Regions from separate parts of the Homo sapiens genome. Here region 1 is linked to region 2. The links are chromatin loops, found by intact Hi-C in ENCODE. Cell type or tissue: A673. All regions are shown on one strand. Links, peaks and the distances in the headings refer to the core of each region. The heading gives the core; the rest is flanking DNA.

Evidence for each region. Peaks named below come from ENCODE experiments on the same cell type or tissue, not always from the same donor. Only the 100,000 strongest peaks of a DNase experiment are listed, where the experiment ranks them.
Region 1: it touches region 2 in a loop (5-fold over the local background); 14 of 110 quality-filtered maps call a loop at or near these places.

Annotation. Positions count from the first base shown.
Region 1 is chr17:77,006,270-77,015,699 of GRCh38, reverse strand. No RefSeq gene overlaps it. Among named protein-coding and RNA genes, the nearest start is that of SNHG20, 78 kb to the left of the region's middle. RefSeq lists an enhancer at 8,197-8,376. In A673, for the core only: a CTCF peak has its summit at 4,320 (motif pointing left); a DNase peak (open chromatin) is centred at 4,319.
Region 2 is chr17:77,241,754-77,251,183 of GRCh38, reverse strand. No RefSeq gene overlaps it. Among named protein-coding and RNA genes, the nearest start is that of LACAT1, 7.3 kb to the left of the region's middle. RefSeq lists an enhancer at 3,159-4,009 and a silencer at 3,895-4,070. In A673, for the core only: a CTCF peak has its summit at 3,957 (motif pointing right); a DNase peak (open chromatin) is centred at 4,003; H3K4me3 peaks cover 842 bases; H3K27ac peaks cover 1,303 bases.

The sequences.
Region 1 (9,430 bases), core at 687-8,686, 240 kb after region 2:
CCCGGGAGGTGGAGAATGCAGTGTTAAATGTCTCCTGGGAAGCAAAATCGTTTCCCTCCCTCACTTTGTTTAAGTCACTATCAATTCTCAGTGGTGTCAATTAAATCAAGACAAATAAAAAAAATTTTTTTTTTTTTTGAGACTAAGTCTCTTTCTGTCACCCAGGCTGGAGTACAGTGGTGCGATCTTGGCTCACTGCAACCTCTGCTTCTGGAATTCAAATGATTCTCCTGCCTCAGCCTCCCGAGTAGCTGGGATTACAGGTGTGCGCCACCACGCCCAGCTAATTTTTGTATTTTTAGTAGAGACAGGGTTTCAGCATGTTGGTCAAGCTGGTCTTGAACTCCTGACCTCAAGGGATCTGCCCACCTTGGCCTCCCAAAGTGCTGGGATTACAGGCGTGAGCCACCACACCTGGCCCTTAAATGAAGCCAAATATTTATCCAAAGTAATTTTTGCTGTTATAATTGTTTCTTATGTCGGCCGAAAATTTCTGTAAAATATTAAATTAAAATGATGAAGCAGACATACTTATTTTGTTATTGTCTTTTTTTTTTTTTAAGAGATGGGGTCTCACTATGTTACCCAGGCTGGTCTCAAACTCCTGGTCTCAAGTGATCTTCCCACCTTGGCCTCTCAAAGTGCTGGGATTACAGGTGTGAGCCACCGCCTGGCCTCAACTCTAATCTTTATTTATTTTGAGACGAAGTCTCACTCTGTCACCCAGGCTAGAGTGCAATGGCACACCAGGGTTCAAGTGATTCTCTCGTCTCAGCCTCCTGAGTAGCTGAGATTACAGGCATGCATCACCATGCCTGGCTAATTTTTTATATTTTTAGTAGAGGGGGATTTCACCATGTTGGCCAGGCTGGTCTCGAACTCCTGACCTCAAGTGATCCACCCGCCTTGGTCTCCCAAAGTGCTGGGATTACAGGCGTGAGCCACTGCACCCAGCCTAAAGAAAATAATTCTAATGTCTTACCATTAAGTGTGATGCTTTAAAGAATGTGACAGAATTTAAAAAGTTTATTGATTTGTTTCAAATTCTACATTGAAACTAACTTTTAAAATATATAATAGTGGTACACATGTGGGGGGTACATTATGATGCTTTTTTTTTTGGTAGGGTTTTGGTAGATGTTTCATATTGGTTTAAGAACGTTTCTATCTATTCTTGTTTGCTGAGAATTTTTAAAAATCACAATTGGGTATTACATTTTATTAAACACCCTTTTTGCATCTAATAGGATGAGCATATGGACTTTCTCCTTTAATGTTTCAATGTGGTGGATTTCTTTAGCAGATATTTTAGTGTTCGACTGTCTTTAAATTCCTGAGTTAAAGTCTTCATGTTCATAATGAAGTGTTTATGTCCAGATTGCCTGATTTGCTTTGCTAATTTTGATTTGAGATTTGTGTGTCTGTGTTCATATTTTTCTTGCAGGCATCATTCTTGCCTGCTTCTGGCATTAATTTATGTCACCCTTTTAAAAGCAGTTAGGGAGCCCCTCCTGCCCCTATCCCAAGAAACTTCTATGGAACAATTTGTATGTGATAGGAGTTATTTGCTCCTTAAAGATTGGGTAAGACTCATCTGTAATGCTGTCTGACTTGGTACTTTTGTTGCAAATGGGTTTGTGACTACTGATTTAATGTTTGAATGCTTACAGATTTTCTGCTACTTTTTTAAGATAGTGTTGATAATTTCTACTTTTCTATGCATTTTTCTATTTCATCTGTTTTAAAATTTTTTGCCACAAATTTTTTTAATAGTCCTGTTTTTGTTTTTCTAAAGAATTCTGCTGTATATTCCTTCCTTTGTATTCATGATATTTATATGTGATTTCCCTTTTTTCATAATCTTTATTTCCAAAAGTTCTTCTACTTTGTCTTCTTGAAGAATTAACTTTACATTTGTTAATTCTATCTTTTGTACATTTTCTGTTTCATACATTTTTGTCTTTATCTTTATTATTTTTTTTTCCTTCCATTCTTTTTTTATTTTGGGGGTATTTTTTCTCATTTTTTTGTGTTGAATGCTTGCCTTATTAATTTTCACTATTACTTGCTACTGAATGTTTTTTGTTTGTTTGTTTGTTTGTTTTTTGAGATAGAGTCTTGTTCTGTCGCTCAGGCTGGAGTGCAGTGGCATGATCTCAGCTCACTGCAACCTTCAGCTCCTAGGTTCCAGTGATTCTCCTGTCTCAGCCTCCTGAGTAGCTGGGATTGCAGGCACCCGCCACCACGCCCAGCTAATTTTTGTATTTTTAGTAGAGATGGGGTTTCACCATGTTGGCCAGACTCATCTCAAACTCCTGACCTCAGGTGATCTGCCTGCTTCAGCCTTCCAAAGTGCTGGGATTACAGGAGCGAGCCACCACGCCCGGCCTGTAATGAGTGTTTTAAATTATTCTTTTTCGCAATTTCTAAAAAATGGAGACAGGGTCTCGCTGTGTTGCCCAGGCTTGTCTGAAACTCCTGGCCTCAAGTGATCCTCCTGCCTTGGCCTCCCAAAGCAACTGTGTCCAGCCTCATTATTCTTATCGCCTTTAGCTGTATCCCACGCGAGGGTACGCCATTCTTTCACTGCCATTTACTTCTAAATGTTTGATACTTGTATTATGATTTATCTTTTGGATTATTTAGAAGTATGCTTTTTAGCTTCCAAGTATTTGAGATTTCTCATTTTATTATTTAGCATCAGAAGAGGCAGTCTGTATATCAGTTCTCTGGTGTTTATTGAAATTTCTTTTGTAGCCTAATATCTAATTGTTTTCAGTGTCAGGCGTGTGTTTGAAAAGAATATTTAGTTCCGAAGGGTGCAGCAGTTCATGCCTATAATCTCAACACTGGGAGGCCGAGGCTGGAGGACTGCTTGAGCCCAGGAGTTTGAGACCAGCCTGGGCAACATAGCAAAACTTTGTCTCTATAAAATAAAATAAAACAGCCGGGTGTGGTAGCACATGCCTATGGTTCCAGCTACTCAGGAGGCTGAGTGGGGAGAATTGCTCGAGTCCAGGAGGTCGAGGCTGCAGTAAGCCATGATTGAGCCACTGCATTCCACCCTGGGTGACAGAGCAAGGCCCTGCTTAAAGAAAAAAAAAAAAAGAATATTTAGTTTCTATGTATGTCTAAATCAAGCTTGTTAGTTGTGTGGTTTAAATCTTCTATATTCCTACTAATTTAAGCTACAGTTTTGTAACAAAGATGTTAAAATTTTCCACTATAATTGCAAGGTGGTTTCTCCTTCAGTTTTGTTTCTATAGTTGAGACCAAATGGTTAGATGCGCAGAGGCTCAGGATTAGTACAGTTCTTGAAGAATTATTTATTTTATAATTGACTAGCAACTTGCTTTTTATCTTAATGACTCATTTGTCTGGTATTAATATTGCTATACCAGCTTTCTGTTGTATACATATTTCTTTCAACTTTTATTTTTAATCTTTCTGTGTTGTTCGGGTTTAGTTGTATCTTTAAACTTTTGATGGCCAGGTGTGGTGGCTCATACCCGTAATCCCAGCACTCTGGGAGGCCAAGGCAGGTGGATCACGAGGTCAGGAGTTCAAGACAAGCCTGGCCAACATGGTGAAACCCTGTCTCTACTAAAAATACGAAAATTAGCCGGGCATGGTGACACGCTCCTGTAGTCCCAGCTCCTCGGGAAGCTGAGGCAGGAGAATTGCTTGAACCCAGGAGGCAGAGGTTGCAGCGAGCCAAGATCGCACCATTGCACTTGAGCCTGGGTGACAAAATGAGACTCTGTTTCAAAAAAAAACAAAAAACAAAAAAACTTTTGGATAGATGGATTTTTTTTTCATTCTAGGAGTCTCAGTCAATTAATAGGCAAGTTTAATACATTTACTATTATTGTAATTACTCATATATTTGGACTTACTTCTGTTAACTTACCTATCAGTCTTTTCTCTAATTTTGTCCTCCCATCTTGCACGTTATTATTGGCTAGCTTTTTTTCTTTTCTTTTTTTTCAAGACAGAGTTTCACTTTGTCACCCAAGCTGGAGTCCAGTGGTGCGATCTCGGCTCACTGCATCCTCAACTTCCCAGGCTCCAGTGATCTTCCCACCTCAGTCCCCCAAGTAGCTGAGATTACAGGCATGTGCCACCACACATGGCTAATTTTAATATGTTTAATAGAGACAAGACCTTGCCATGTTGCCCAGGCTGGTCTTGAACTCCTGGACTCAAGTGATTTGCCCATTATTGGCTAATATTTTATTTTTACTTTTTTTCTTCCAGTTTTGTAGTCAATTATCACATTTTATTCGTCCCCTGAATCTTGATGTTGTAATGAGGCTATACTGCCCCCATGTGGTACGGACTGCCCAGGAACTTTATTCTGAACTAGTAGTCTGCAAACTTGCTGTAAAGGGCCAGTTAGTAAATATTTTAGACTTTGAGGGTCTATAGTCTTTTTTCTTTTTCTTTTCTTCTTTTTTCTTTTTGTAGAGATGAACCCTCACTATGTTGCCTAGGCTGGTTTCAAACTCCTGAGTTCAAGTGATCCTCCTGCCTCAGCCTCCCAAAGTGCTTGGATTACAGGCATAAGCCACCATACCCGGCCAATTTCACTTTGTTTTTAATCTTCTGGGCTAATTGTCATGATCATTATTAATATTAGTATTATTTATAGCAATGCTTGTTAGGTTAACTATCATTTAAATTCTCCTGGATTTAATTTCCACTCCAAGGGAAGCAAACTTCTTAATAGTTCATTCAGTGAGGATCCATGAATGGTAAATTCTCTGCCTTTGTCTGAAAATGTCTCCATTTTAGCCCTCCCTTTTGGATGATAGTTTAGCTGGGCATATAATTCTAGGTTAACAGATACACTTCTTCAGTGCTTTGAAGATATTAAAGGCTTGTCTTCTGGCATCCATGGACAATGCTGAGAATTCTATTAATCAAAGTGTTATTTCTTTTTAGGCAAGTAGTTTTATCTCTTTGGTTTCTTTTTTTGTTTGTTTGTTTTGTTTTGTTTTTTCATTTGTTTATTTTTGAGATGGAGTCTTGCCTTCTCGCCCAGGCTAGAGTGCAGTGGTGTGATCTCAGCTCACTGCAACCTCCGCCTCCCACGTTCAAGCGATTCTCCTGCTTCAGCCTCCCGAGTAGCTGGGATTACAGGCACACGCCACCACACCCGGCTAATTTTTGTATTTTTAGTAGAGACAGTGTTTCACTATGTTGGCCAGGCTGGTCTTGAACTCCTGACCTCAGGTGATCTGCCAGCCTCAGCCTCCCAAAGTGCTGCGATTACAGGCGTGAACCACCACACCCAGCTGGTTTCTTCTAAGATCTCTATGTCTTTGATGTTCTCTAGTTTCTCCACAGTGTATCCAGATGTGTATTTACTTTTTATTTACCCTGTTTGGATAATGTGATACTTTGATGACTTGTTCCTTCAGTTATGGAAAAATCCTGTCATTTTGCATTTTGAATTTGCCTCTCCCCACCTCACGTTGTCTTTAATCTCTTCTAAATCTATAAAACACATGCTCAACCTACTCATTCTGTCTTCCACATTTCCTTATTGTGCTTTCATATTTTCATACTTTTCATCTCTTTATATCTCTGTGCTACATTTTAGATGATTTCCTTTTATTTATCTTCTATTTCTGTAATTCTCTCTTCGATGTGCTCTTCTCTGCTATTTATCTCAGAAATTTAATTTATAATTTCAATGAAAATATTTTTTACATCTAGATCTATTTGATTAGTTTCCAGGTCTGCTTACTCTATTTTCAAAATGTTTTTTCTTTATGATTTTGATTCCTTCTTTTTCTTCTCATGTCATTTTAAACACATTTCAAAGGCATGTCTGCCTTGTCACATGTGGAAAGAAAAAATATTCAGTTATTGGTGCGCCAATTCCCCTTTTGTTATGTTTGTTTATTTATGTATGTATTTATTTATTGAGTCAGGGTCTCACTCTGTCACCAAGGCTGGAGTATAGTGGTATAATCATAGCTCACTGCAGCCCCAAACCCCTGGGCTCAAGTGATCCTCCTACCTCAGCCTCCTGAATAGCTGAGACTACAGACACACACCACCATGTCAGACTAATTTTTTTTTTTTTTTTGTAGGGACAAGGTCTTGCTATGTTGCCCAAGCTGGTCTCAAACTCCTGATCTCAGACAATCCTCCTGCCTTGGCTTCCCAAAGTGCAGGGATTACAGGTGTGAGCCATCAGGCTCAGCCTCCTTTTGTTAGTTCTAATGTCTCTCTTTCAAGGTGGTTTGTTTATTATATGCTTTGTCTATTTTTGGAGGGGGCTTATATTGAAAGCATTTGCCCCCACTCCTGTGGAAGTTCAGTGTTCTCTAGTTTGTGTAACTGTCCCTGAAGGGCACTTTCATCTTTGCTTCTGCCAAGGCTCACGTATGTCAACGGTTCTGGACCAGTTTTGATATTATTTTCTTGACTCAGACCTCCTGAGCTCTCACATAGTATAAAATCACACTCTGCCCCAATTTTTGGCACAGGATTTGGGTTTTGATATCTGACAACTGGCTTCTTTTTTGCTATCCAAAGCCCCAAGTCCCCGGTCCAAAAGGCGAAGTTTTTCTACTCCCCTTTTCACCATCTTAAGGGCAGCAATCTACAGCTCCAGGCTTTGAACTGGGGCTCCATTCCCACCACATTACCTCAAGTAAGCTCCAAATGTTACCTCCTGTTCCCACCGTGGAACCTCAGTCCCACCCGAAACCTTGAGGATTGCCAGTCTCTGCTGTCCTGCTGTGACCTGGAACTCTACTTCCCATCCTGAGGATTTATCTTTCCTTCTTTTGAGTATTTGTTTTGAGTAGTTGTTTTTTTGTTGTTGTTCTTTCCTCTTTGTGTTTGAAGAAGGAGAAAAGCCCAGGTCCACTTGGTCTGCGTGGTGATTGGAAGCTCTTCTTCCCCTCCAGTCACCTGGGTTCACCTGGTTCTGTTTGTCTGTGTGGTTTTTTTGTTTTGTTTTGTTTTTGTTTTGAGATGGAGACTCACTCTCAGGCTGGAATGCAGTGGCACAATCTCAGCTCACTGCAACTTCTGCCTCCCAGGTTCAAGCAATTCTCCTGTCTCAGCCTTCTGAGTATCTGGGATTACAGGCACGCGCCACCACGCCCAGCTATTTTTTGTATTTTTAGTAAAGACGGGGTTTCACCATGTTGGCCAGGCTGGTCTCAAACTCCTGACCTCAAGTGATCCACCCACCTCAGCCTCCCAAAGTGCTGGGATTACAGGTGTGAGCCACCGTGCCTGGCCTGTTTGTTTGTGTTTTTTGAGACAGGATCTATCTCTGTTGCCCAGGCTAGAGTGCAGTGGCGCCATCTCAGCTCACTGCAGCTTTAATCTCCCAGGCTCAAGCGATCCTCTTGCCTCAGCCCCCTGAGTAGCTGGGACCACAGGCATGTGCCACCACACCCGGCTTAATTTCATTTTATTTGTTGTAGAGACAAAAGTCTTACTATGTTGCCCAGCCTGGTCTTGAACTCCTGGCCTCAAGCTATCTTCCCACCTGGGCCTCACATAAGTGCTGGGATTACAGCGTGAGCCACTGTGCCTGGTCTTACTTGGTGGAACAAAAACACAAACATCATTCGAAGAGCCCTTATAGAGAGGAGACCAGAGGGAAGGGCAAGGCCAGAAAGAGAGAGGGAGACTGAACAATGATGAAAGAATGGGGCTGCGGGGCCTCAGGGGCAGTTTCTACAGGGATGAATTTGGAGAGACCAGCTTTGGGATCAGAGAAGGGCTTACTTACATTAACAGCCCAGGGGATGGGAGAGTGTGTGATCTGAGAGGCAGCTTTGAAGAGTAGACGCTGTGTGCCTATCTCTAGTTACCTCTCTCTCTCTTTTTTTTTTTTTTTTTTTTTGAGATGGAGTCTCGCTCTGTCACCCAGGCTGGAGTGCAGTGGCACAATCTCAGCTTACTGCAACCTCCACCTCCTGGGTTCAAGGGATTCTCCTGCCTCAGTCTCCTAGGCAGCTGGGATTACAGGTGCACGCCACCATGCCCCACTGATTTTTGTATTTTTAGTACAGACGGGGTTTCACCGTGTTGGCCAGGCTGGTCTCGAACTCCTGACCTCAAGTGATCTGCCTGCCTTGGCCTCCCAAAGTGTTGGGATTACGGGCATGAGCCACCACGCACGGCTATCTCTTTTCAGCTGTCACATGACCTCATGGGAATCACAACTGTGGTTGCCATAGGTCAGCACCTGGGAGTCACCTGCCCCCGGCAGGGGTCCGGCCTGCAGGCCATGTGGGCCCCCACGGGCAGTGCACTGAGCCCCACAGCTCTAGATGTCAGGACAGAAAGAGGACGCTGGAGGGGGAGCTTCGCAGAGAGCCACTGGCAGTTGGGAGAAGCCATCAATCTCTGGTAAAATGGAAGCCTGCCTGCTTCCGGTCGCCAATCAACCAGAGGAGACAGAAGAGGCGGCTGTCACCAAGCTGCCACCGCTCCGGAATCACGGCTGAGTAATTGCTCGGTGCTTCAAGTCCTGGACTGGGGGCTCTCCAAGCAATATTTCATGTGTGAGATATTGAGCCCTCATCGAGAAGAAGAAATATGGTTGTTAAACAGGCAGCTAATGGTGCACCATCTATCTGATGGCAAGTCGGGGAGGCTCATTAAGCTGGCCAGCTCAGCCTCTGAAGGGGAATGCAAAATTAGCCAGAGGAGGGAATAAGTTAGGAAATCAAAGGGGAAGGGCCAGGCGCAGTGGCTCACGCCTGTAATCCCAGCACTTTGGGAGGCTGAGGCGGGCGGATCACTTGAGGTCAGGAATTCGAGACCAGCCTGGCCAACATGGTGAAACTCTGTCTCTACTAAAGGTACAAAAATTAGCCTGGAGTGGGAGCGTGTGCCTGTAATCCCAGCTACTGGGGAGGCTGAGGCAGGAGAATTGCTTGAATCTGGGAAGCGATTGCAGATCGCTGGTTGCAGTGAGCTCATACGCACCAATGTACTCCAGCTTGGACAACAGAGCAAGACTCCATCTCAAAAAAAATAAAAATAAAAAAATATATAAATAAGCAAACAAATAAATAAATAAAGGGGAAGGGGCAGAGAATGCTGATCGTACAAATTGGTGTGGTTCCAAAACACTGAAGGGAAGGAATTGCAAGTTTGCTTTCTTCCCTGCTCCTCAGAGGGAGTATTTTGACTCTGCAGCACGGACTTCTGAGAGGAATCTCCAGTAAGTGCATCTGAGACCCCTCCACAAATTTAGCAACTTCCATTGTTAAATTCTCGCCTTACAACCATCCCCGAACCCAGAAAGCTACTCTGCAAAAACCTGCACAATCAACCCAGCCTCTGGATAATCAGAAAATCAAGAACAACCTCACCTTCATCAGGGAAAAGCTAGGAAACTACCTGCCCTGGGAAATCTATATGTAAATTCAGATTTGCAGCCTTC
Region 2 (9,430 bases), core at 377-8,376:
GTCAATGAGGAAGTCTCAAAGAAAATTAAGAAATCTATAAAACTGAATGAGAATTAAAGGACAGCATACCAAAATATGTGGGATGCATCTGAGGCAATGCTGAGAAAGAAATTTTCTTATTTTTATTTTTTATTATTTTTTTGAGACAGAGTCTTGCTCTGTTGCCCAGGCTGGAGTGTAGTGGTGTGATCACAGCCCACTGCAGCCTCGACTCCTCAGGCTCAAGCAATCCTCCCACCTCAGCCTCCTGATGAACTGGGACTACAGGAACATGCCCCCCACACCTAGCTTGCTTTTTTTCTTTTTTTGCTAGAAACAGGGTTTTGAGGTTGCTCAGTCTTGAACTCCTGGCCTCAAGTGATCTTCCCGCTTCAGCCTCCTAAAGTACTGGGATTACCTGTGTGAACCACTGTGCCCAGCCGAGAGGGATACTTATAGCACTAAATACTTACATTAAGAATAAAGATATCTCTAGTTTCAGCTACTTGAGAGGCTGAGGCAGTAGGATCGCTTGAGACCAGTCATTTGAGGTTGCCGTATGCTGTGCTGGCACCTGTAAGTAGCCACCATACTCCAGCCGGAGCAATGTGGTGAGGCCCTGACTCTAAAAATAATAAATAAATAAATATAAATTAAAAGAGAGCAGTCTCGTCTGGGCGTGGTGGCTCACGCCTGTAATTCCAGCACTTTGGAAGGCTGAGGCGGGTGGATCACGTGAGGTCAGGAGTTTGAGACCAGCCTGACCAACATGGTGAAACCCCATCTCTACTAAAAATACAAAAATTAGCTGGGTGTGGTGGCGGGCGCCTGTAATCCCAGCTACTTGGGAGGCTGAGGCAGGAGAATCACTTGAACCCGGGAGGTGGAGGTTGCAGTGAGCCAGGATTGCGCCGCTGCACTCCAGCCTGGGTGACAGAGTCAGGTCCATCTCAAAAAAGAAAAAAAAAATTAGGCAGGCGTGGTGGTGCATGCCTGTAATCCCAGCTACTTGGGGGGCTGAGGCAGAAGAATCGCTTGAACCTGGGAGGCAGAGGTTGCAGTGAGCCGAGATCCGTACCATTGCACTCCAGCCTGCGGGATAAGAGCGAAACTCTGTCTCAAAAAAAAAAAAAAAGAGAGAGACAGAAGTCTCAAATTAACCATTTATTGAGGTGGGTTCTGTGCTTGGTGCTGAGATGATAATTGTGAAGGCCCAGTCTCTTCCAAAGGGGCTTACAGCTTGAATGGGCACAGAAACAAGGAAAGGAGGAATTCACACACAGTGTGGTCAGGGGTGTAATTCACACACAGTGTGGTCAGGGGTGTAATTCATACACAGTGTGGTCAGGGGTGTAATTCACACACAGTGTGGTCAGGGGTGTAATTCACACACAGTGTGGTCAGGGGTGTAATTCACACACAGTGTGGTCAGGGGTGTTGGTTGAGGGTAGCCTAGGGCTAGGGTGTTGGCTTAGCCAGGTCAATACAGGCAGATGGCATCAAATCCAGGCTTGGGGAGCAAAGAAGTCTTCTCAGAGGAGAAGCTGCACCCTGATAGGTGAGGTGGGCCCCCCAAAATGGGGAGAGGGCTGTCTGGGCTCAGAAAGCTGGGACACGCAAAGGCGCTGAGGGGAAGAGGACATGGCCCATCAGGGCACTGTCAGTGTGGCCAGACAGAGCAGGCAAGGCGGGGGAGACCCTGGGAGACAGAGCCAGACCCAGAACGAGGGGCCCCTTCCCAGACTCTGAAGGAGTTTGGGCTTGATCCTAAGACAATTCAGAGCCAATGAAGAGTTTCAAGATGACAAGGTCTCATCTGTGTTTTGGGAAGACCCTTCCAACTGTTGGAGGAGGGCTGCTCCTAGATGCAGGGGGGCCAGGAGGGAGGGACCCAGTGGGCCATTTGGGAGAGGTGGACGCTGGACAGGGCAGGGGCGGCAGGCAGAGAAGAGGAGTCCACAGCTCCTGGGCGAAGATCGCCAGGATTTGAAGATGAGATCTGGAAACGACGGCCCGGGGACATCCAAGCTGAGCCTGGGCCAGTGGGTAAATAAGCGGTCATTCACTGAGTAGGGAACATGAAGGAACAGATGGAGATGCTTTGTGTTGCCTTTGGTGGGGACAGAGCAAAAATACAATGATGGCATTTCCATCTGGGAGATGGCGCATCAGGGGCCAGGAGGCACGTCTTAGCCGGGACATGGAGGTGACCTAATTGACATGTGGCTGTGGCTGCAATCGGGGATTTGGGAGAAACGCCACTGAGATGAATCAGAGGAGAAGGGCCAGAGACCAGGTCCTGGACGTGGGGATGTCCACATTTAAGGGGAAAACAGAAAAAGAAGGGTTGGGGAGAAGTCAAAGAGCCGGGAAGAAATCCAGGCGAGAACTGCACTCGTAACCAAGGGACAGAAGGTTTAGAGAGTGACATGCCAGGGAGAGCTGCAGCTCGCTGGGTTGGCAGAAGGGGCAGATGGTGAGTAGGGGGAGGTCATGGAGGAGGGATGAGGTGGAGGGGCAGGGAGTTCACGAGAGAGAGGAGGTGGACCTGGGAGAGGAGACAACTCCTTGGTTTTAGAGCAAAGAACCTTGAGTTAACATATTTACGCCAGGAGAGAGAATGTCTAGGCTTGAAGGGGGAGGTGAGGGCTGATGGCACAAGGCTTCCAGCAGAGGATGGACAGCTCGGCCTGGAATAGAGAGTGAGACACAGTTTCCACGGAGGTGGAGAAGGGGACACAGTCCCTCGTCTGTGATTAGATGCCAACGGAATCCAGGCACAAGGGAAAGAGGGGCAGCACCTGCCCTCTGGAGGCTTCCAGTCTAGCGGAAGCTGATGGGTGGGAGGCAGGTGCAGAAAGATGGGGATCAGGCCTGGGAAGCAGTGCAGGAGCCAGGAACACCCAGCCCTCTTCCTGTCCCTGGGGTGCCCAGCACCAGGGAGCATGAGTGGTGACCAGAGGTGCAGGTGGGTCCCCCCTGGTTAGTGGGAGAGTGGGGGAGGGCAGATGGAGTGGGGAGTCTTGAGTGACAAGCCAGCGCCCCTGGCACCCATCTCTGAGCATGGCAGACATGGTCCTGCCTCCACGGTGCTCCAGGTCCAGCTCAGCATCTTCCTTGGAGGGGCACCCCAGAGGGGCCCCCAGCCACATCCTGTAAAATATGGGCTTCTGATGACTCTCTGACCTGGCTCTTCCTCCATAGCTCTCAGCCCCCTTGGAAATCAATTTTAAAATGTGCACTTAAAGGTTTGGTTCACTACAAAGGGCAGGTGAACAAGACAGACACAAATGATCCTTGGGAGCCCACGTCAAGGGGTAGGAGGCAGACAAGTGAACAGACTGTGATGATCCAGCCCGCAGAGGGCCGGTAGGCCCACATATAGCAGGAGCGCCCACCCTCACATGGAGGGGGAGGGAGGGCTTCCTGGAGGAGGCGACATCTAATGCTACCCAAAGGGTAAGTAGCAGCTCATGAGTTAGGCAGGTGAAAAAATCTTCAGGCAGAGAGAACCACAGGTGACACAAGCCAGCATGCCTGGGTTCCAATCCCAGGCCCTCCCCACCCCGACCCCCGGCGGTGGGACTTCTCTGTGTCTCAGTTTCCCGCTCTTTAAGAGGGAGCCAGAACAGCACCAACTCCATAGGTCTGAGAGGACCACACACTTGGAAGACGGCCCTGCGCCTAGTGTGGCCGCCACTCTGAGAGCGCCCGTCACCATCGCCCGGAGGAGGAGGGAGGTCGCTGTCGCCAAGAGCCCGAGGACCAGAGCCGGCGGTCAGACCCTTCTCCACGCCCTCCAGGCTCTCGGCCTCGGTCCTCAGAGGGCAACGGCAGTGGGCCCTTCCTCCCAGAACTGCTAAAACATCGCCCTGCGGAAAGGGCCCCTCGCAGCCCAAGACGCCGGGGAAGCGCTGGAGGCGCCGAAGACTCGGTCGGGGGTCTCGGGCGCAGCCCCAGGACCTGCGGAACCCGGCCCGGTGCGCAGACGCGCACACTCCAGCAGGTGGCGCTGCCTCCCCTGGAACGAGTCGGCTCCCGCAGGCGGCGCCCGGGGCGGGAGGGAGGCAAAGGGAGGGACCGGAGAGCAGGGCGCCTCCCTCTGCCCCGCCGGCCCAGGCGTCCGATGCGGCCCCTGCGAGCCCCCTCCCCGGGAGTTCTCATTGCCTCCCCCTGCCCCCGCTCCCGGCCGCTCCGATGCCTGTGGCAACCGGGATCCCGCGCCCGCCTCACCTGGGTGCGGGGGTGCAGGGTGACCTTTCACGCCGGGCCAACGCCAGTACCCCCTTCTCAGCACACCTGGGTCCCCGAGCGGGCCAGGTGGTTCCGTGGGGGCGGCCGCCACCGGCACACCTGGGCTGGATCCCCGCACACCTGGGTCCGCCCGTGTCGGGCTCGGGTACAAGTCCTGGCCGTGACACCTGGACCCCTCCACAGCCCTGCGGCTCCTCACTTCCCCCCTGCAGGGGTGGTTAGAGGAGCCACTCTAATAAGATCTAATAAGATCCCTGCAGGGCTGGTTAGAGGAGCCACTCTAACGCACCTGGAAGGTAACCGGCCATTCACAGGAATAGGACACCTGTCCCCTTCGTGCTAAAGGACGTTGGGGACAAGCAGGCCCCATCCAAAACATGGGGAAAGTGACCACTGTCATCCCAGGGAAGAGGTAAGAGGGAGCACAGGACTTGGTAGGGGCAGCTGTCACGGGGATGAGATGGAGAAGAGTCATGGGACCACCTATAGCCCTGTGTCCCCAGAGCCACATGCCACAAACACACATACAAACATATACACATGTGCATAGGGACACACATTCACATGCTCATATGCACACATTCATACACACATATATGAACACACATGCATAGACATACATGCAAACACACGCTCATATGCACACATTCATATACACATATAAACACACATGCACATACACGCACATACACACACGCTCAATGCACACATTCATATGCACATATAAACACATGCACACATACATGCACACACATACATATACAATGCTCATATGCACACATATACACATATAAACACATACACACACGCTCATATGCACACATTCATATACACATAAACACATGCACAGACACACGCACATACACGCTCAATGCACACATTCATATGCACATATAAACACACATGCACACACATACATATACAATGCTCATATGCACACATACACATATAAACACACATGCACACACATACACCTGCTTATATGCACACGTTCATATACATGTATATAGACATGCACAGACATGCTCATGCACACATATACACATATGTACACATACACACGTGGACACATACGCACTTGCATAGACATACACATGCTCATATGCACACATACACGTAAACACGCACACACACATACGCATGCTCATATGCACACATTCATACACACATGTACACATACATGCACATACACATGGGCATACAGACACAGACACATGCTCATATGCACACATCCATACACACATATGTACACATACATGCACATACACGTGGACACATACATGCACACATATACACATACACATGTGTGCACACAATGTGTACACAGATATACACATATATATTTACACATGCTCATACACATACTGACATACATACTCATATAAACATATGCACACACACACACACACCAGGCCAAAGGCTGGTCTCGGCCACAGGGAAGCCCACAGCTGCTCCCTGGGGCTCTGTGGAGGAGAGCGAGGGGTCTAGGTCTGGGCGGGCTGTGCGTGCCGCCGTGTCCTGCCAAAATGACTTGAAACCCTTCTCTCTTCCGGGCACTGTGCTGTCTCTCAGTCACGTCACCTCCTCACCATGCACCCGACCTTTGCAGAGATGAACTGTGACACCTGTCCCGCGCCTACACGGACTCTCAGAGTCTGGCTGGGCCCTCCACATTTCCTTCCCAAAGCTCTAACCACATCCCCTCTCCTTTCCCCAACTCCCTCTGCTCCCTCTCTTTTTCTCTCCACCCTCCTGTCTTCTACAATGTTGATCACCTCTGCCCTCCCCTCCCCGTCCCCTCTATCACCCTGCTCTGATTCTTATCACTCTGCTCCACGCTCCTGGCTGAGCCCCCCAGCCCAGCCCACCCTCCATGCCTCACTGCTCCAATCATGTCAAAACCCCAGTAGGCCACAGGGTTTCAAAGTGGATTCTTTTTTTTGTTTGTTTGTTTCATACTAACCTCACTATGGGGATTTTTCAAAAGTAATTTATTTTTAGTTATGATTATTATTATTTTTTGTAGAGACAAGGTCTCACTGTGTTGCCCAGGCTGGTCTCGAACTCCTGGCCTCAAGCAATCCGACCACCTCAGCCTCCCAAAGTGCTGGGATCACAGGGTTGAACCACCGCATCCGGCCTTCAAAGTGGATTCTTAAGGAACCAGTTTTATAGAATACTACACACAGGCGGCCCTGAGGTTTGGAACCAAGGCTGTAAATGCATCTGGGGACCTCCTTCCATTAAGAAATGCTTTGAATGCTGGAGGAACGTTTATTATGTAGTGGGGTGACTGCCCTGAGCCCACATGGGGTTCAGCCCCTGGTGTGATGAGTGTGCAGGGAGAGACTGTGGAAGCCCAGCCATGTGTTGCCATGGATTGTTTTGGGGTGAGGGGATATTGGTGACAGGCTGGCAGGGAGCTCGGCGCTCACCCTGTGCCAATGTGTCCTCCCGGGTTTACTTGGTGCCTCCAATAGGGAAGAGGTAGCTCTAACAATGGAGAGGACCAGCTCTCACCTCAAAACCAGGGACCAACCTCAGAATCCCGAGAGTCATGATGTGCCTTCATTTTTTTTTGGAGACAGAGTCTCACTCTGTCGCCCAGGCTGAGTGCAGTGGTGCAATCACAGCTCACTGCAGCCTCAACCTCCTGAGCTCAGGAGATTCTCCCACCTCTGCCTCCCAAGTAGCTGGGATTACAGGCACATGCCAACACACCTAGCCACTTTTTAAAAAATTTTTGTAGCAACAGGATCTTACTGTATTGCCCAGGCTGGTCTCAGAACTCCTAGGCTTAAGCGGTCCTCCTGCCTCGGGCTTCCAAAGTGCTGGGATTACAGGTGTGAGTCACCACATCTGGCCCATAATGTGCTTCTGATGACCTATAAGACCCTCTGGCCTGAAAGCACAACCTGAATCTTATCAGACCTAGTTTAGCTCTAACTTCAACTTCATAGGCCACAACAAGCAACAGCGTATGTATACCACAGCCAGAGGAAGCAGCCAGGCTGACCCTGAATGGATGCCTTGCAAGTCCACAGCCCGCCAACCCAGTCTCTTCCACAGTCAGACATGAAAACACAGGATGGCCGGATGCGGTGGCTCACATCTGTAATCTCAGCACTTTGGGAGGCTGAGGCGGGCAGATCACCTGAGGTCAGGAGTTCGAGACCAGCCTGGCCAACATGGCAAAACCTCGTCTCTACTAAAAATACAAAAATTAGCCGCACGTGGTGCCAGGCACCTGTAATCCCAGCCACTCAGGAGGCTGAGGCAGGAGAATCGTTTGAACCTGGGAGGTGGAGGCTGCAGTGAGCTGAGGTTGTGCCACTGCACTCCAGCCTGGGCAACAGAATGAGACTCCGTCTCAAAAAAAAATTAAAAGAAAAAAAAAACAAAGGAGGCAGCAGGTTAAAGGTGACTAAGAGATGAAACCACCAAATGCAACGCATGCACCTTATCAGGATCCTGGGTTTTGTTTGTTTATTTTTATTTTTTAAGACAGAGTCTTGCTCTGTCGCCCAGGCTGGAGTGCAGTGGCATGATCTCAGCTCACTTCAACCTCCTCTTCCCAGGTTCAAGTGATTCTCCTGTCTCAGCCTCCCAAGTAGCTGGGATTACAGGCATGCTCCACCAGGCCCGGCTAATTTTTTTTTGTGCTTTTAGTAGAGGTGGGATTTCACTACATTGGTGAGACTGGTCTCGAACTCCTGACCTCAGATAATCCGCCCACTTCAGCCTCCCAAAGTGCCGGGATTACAGGCATAAGCCACCGCGCCCAGCCTGGGATCCTGTTTTGAACAAACCCAGCTGGAAAAGCCATTTGGGAGACAACCAAACAAACATGGACTGGGCAGGCCATGATATTAGAAAATCAGGGTTAATTTTGTTAGCTGTGATCATGGTATTGTGGTTCAGTAAAAGAAAATGTCATTTTTAAAAGAAAATGTCTAAAAAAGATTTAGGGGGAAATGTCACAGAGACAGTAACTGACTTTAGATTAGTTTAGAAAAGAAAACCAGATGAAGCAAATATGGCAAAATGTTAGCGATTGTTAAATATAGAGGCTGGATCCGGAGGCGTTCATAAGGCTGCTGTCTGCACTCTCCGGAGGTTGAGATTTTCCATAATAAAGAGTTGTTTTCAACGTTTAATAAAGTGTGCACACAGGGGAGGACGCAGGCGTGAAAGGACAATGTTTAGAACACATTTACAGTCACACAACAATAAGGAGCGATTTATGGGTCTTCCGGAAGAAGTGACTGGGTTTGAAATTCCACGTGGGTGCCTGGGGGAGTGTGCACTTGTCAGAGGACAAAAGCCCTCGACGCTCTTGCGTTCACTCAGTAGCCATGGTTCACGCGCCCCACGGCAAGTGCTGCGAGGGGGAGAGACACAGGGAAATGGCCCTGAAATGGCACAGGGAGGTGCCCAGGCTCCGAGCAGCCCGGAGGACTCTGGAACCGTGGGGAAGCTGCCGGTATGGAGCCCAGTGAGCTCCTGGAACAGCACTACCGCTCCCCAAGACCTCCACCCACTTCATCGCTTATGGCACCTGCTGCGGGGTTAGGTGCCTGTCCACCTGCCAGGCAACCTAGTTCAAGCTGTTCCTCCAATCACATGACCCTGCAGACCAGCCCTGTGCCCTACCAGGCGGCGCCAGCCACCCCAGCTCACTTCTGGTGCCCTCAGGAGGATTTTGTCCAGTTGTTTGAGGCTGGCAGAGGTTTGTTGGGACACAGGGGGGTGTACAACAGGCCCCCCTGAGCCATTTCTGTTGAAGAGGTGTTTACTTGCCCTCCCAATTAGTTCCCAAGAGACTGGAAGTGTTGGAGTCTTGTTAGGAAAAGTGTGGATAAACTGTAAACGCCTGAGAAAGGTCTTTGGGCTGAAGGCTTTCTGGTGATGGTGGCCAAAGGGTCCTCCCAGGCTGGCACCCCACAGCGTGCAGAGCAGTCTAGTCCACAAAAGGAGCCACACTCGCTCATGTGTCCCCACATCAACCATCCCCAAAACCGGACTCAAGGGCAGAAGTGTCGTGGCAGCGTCTCTAAGCAGCGCGGGCTAATGCAGAGGCCGCTGCATTTACCTGGGGTGCCGCGCACAGCCCAGACGTGCTGGGGAGTGAGCGATTCTGGGGTTGGCCCTTTAGAAGTGCTGGAGGTGTCATGTGAAATCCTAACTCGGGGGCAGC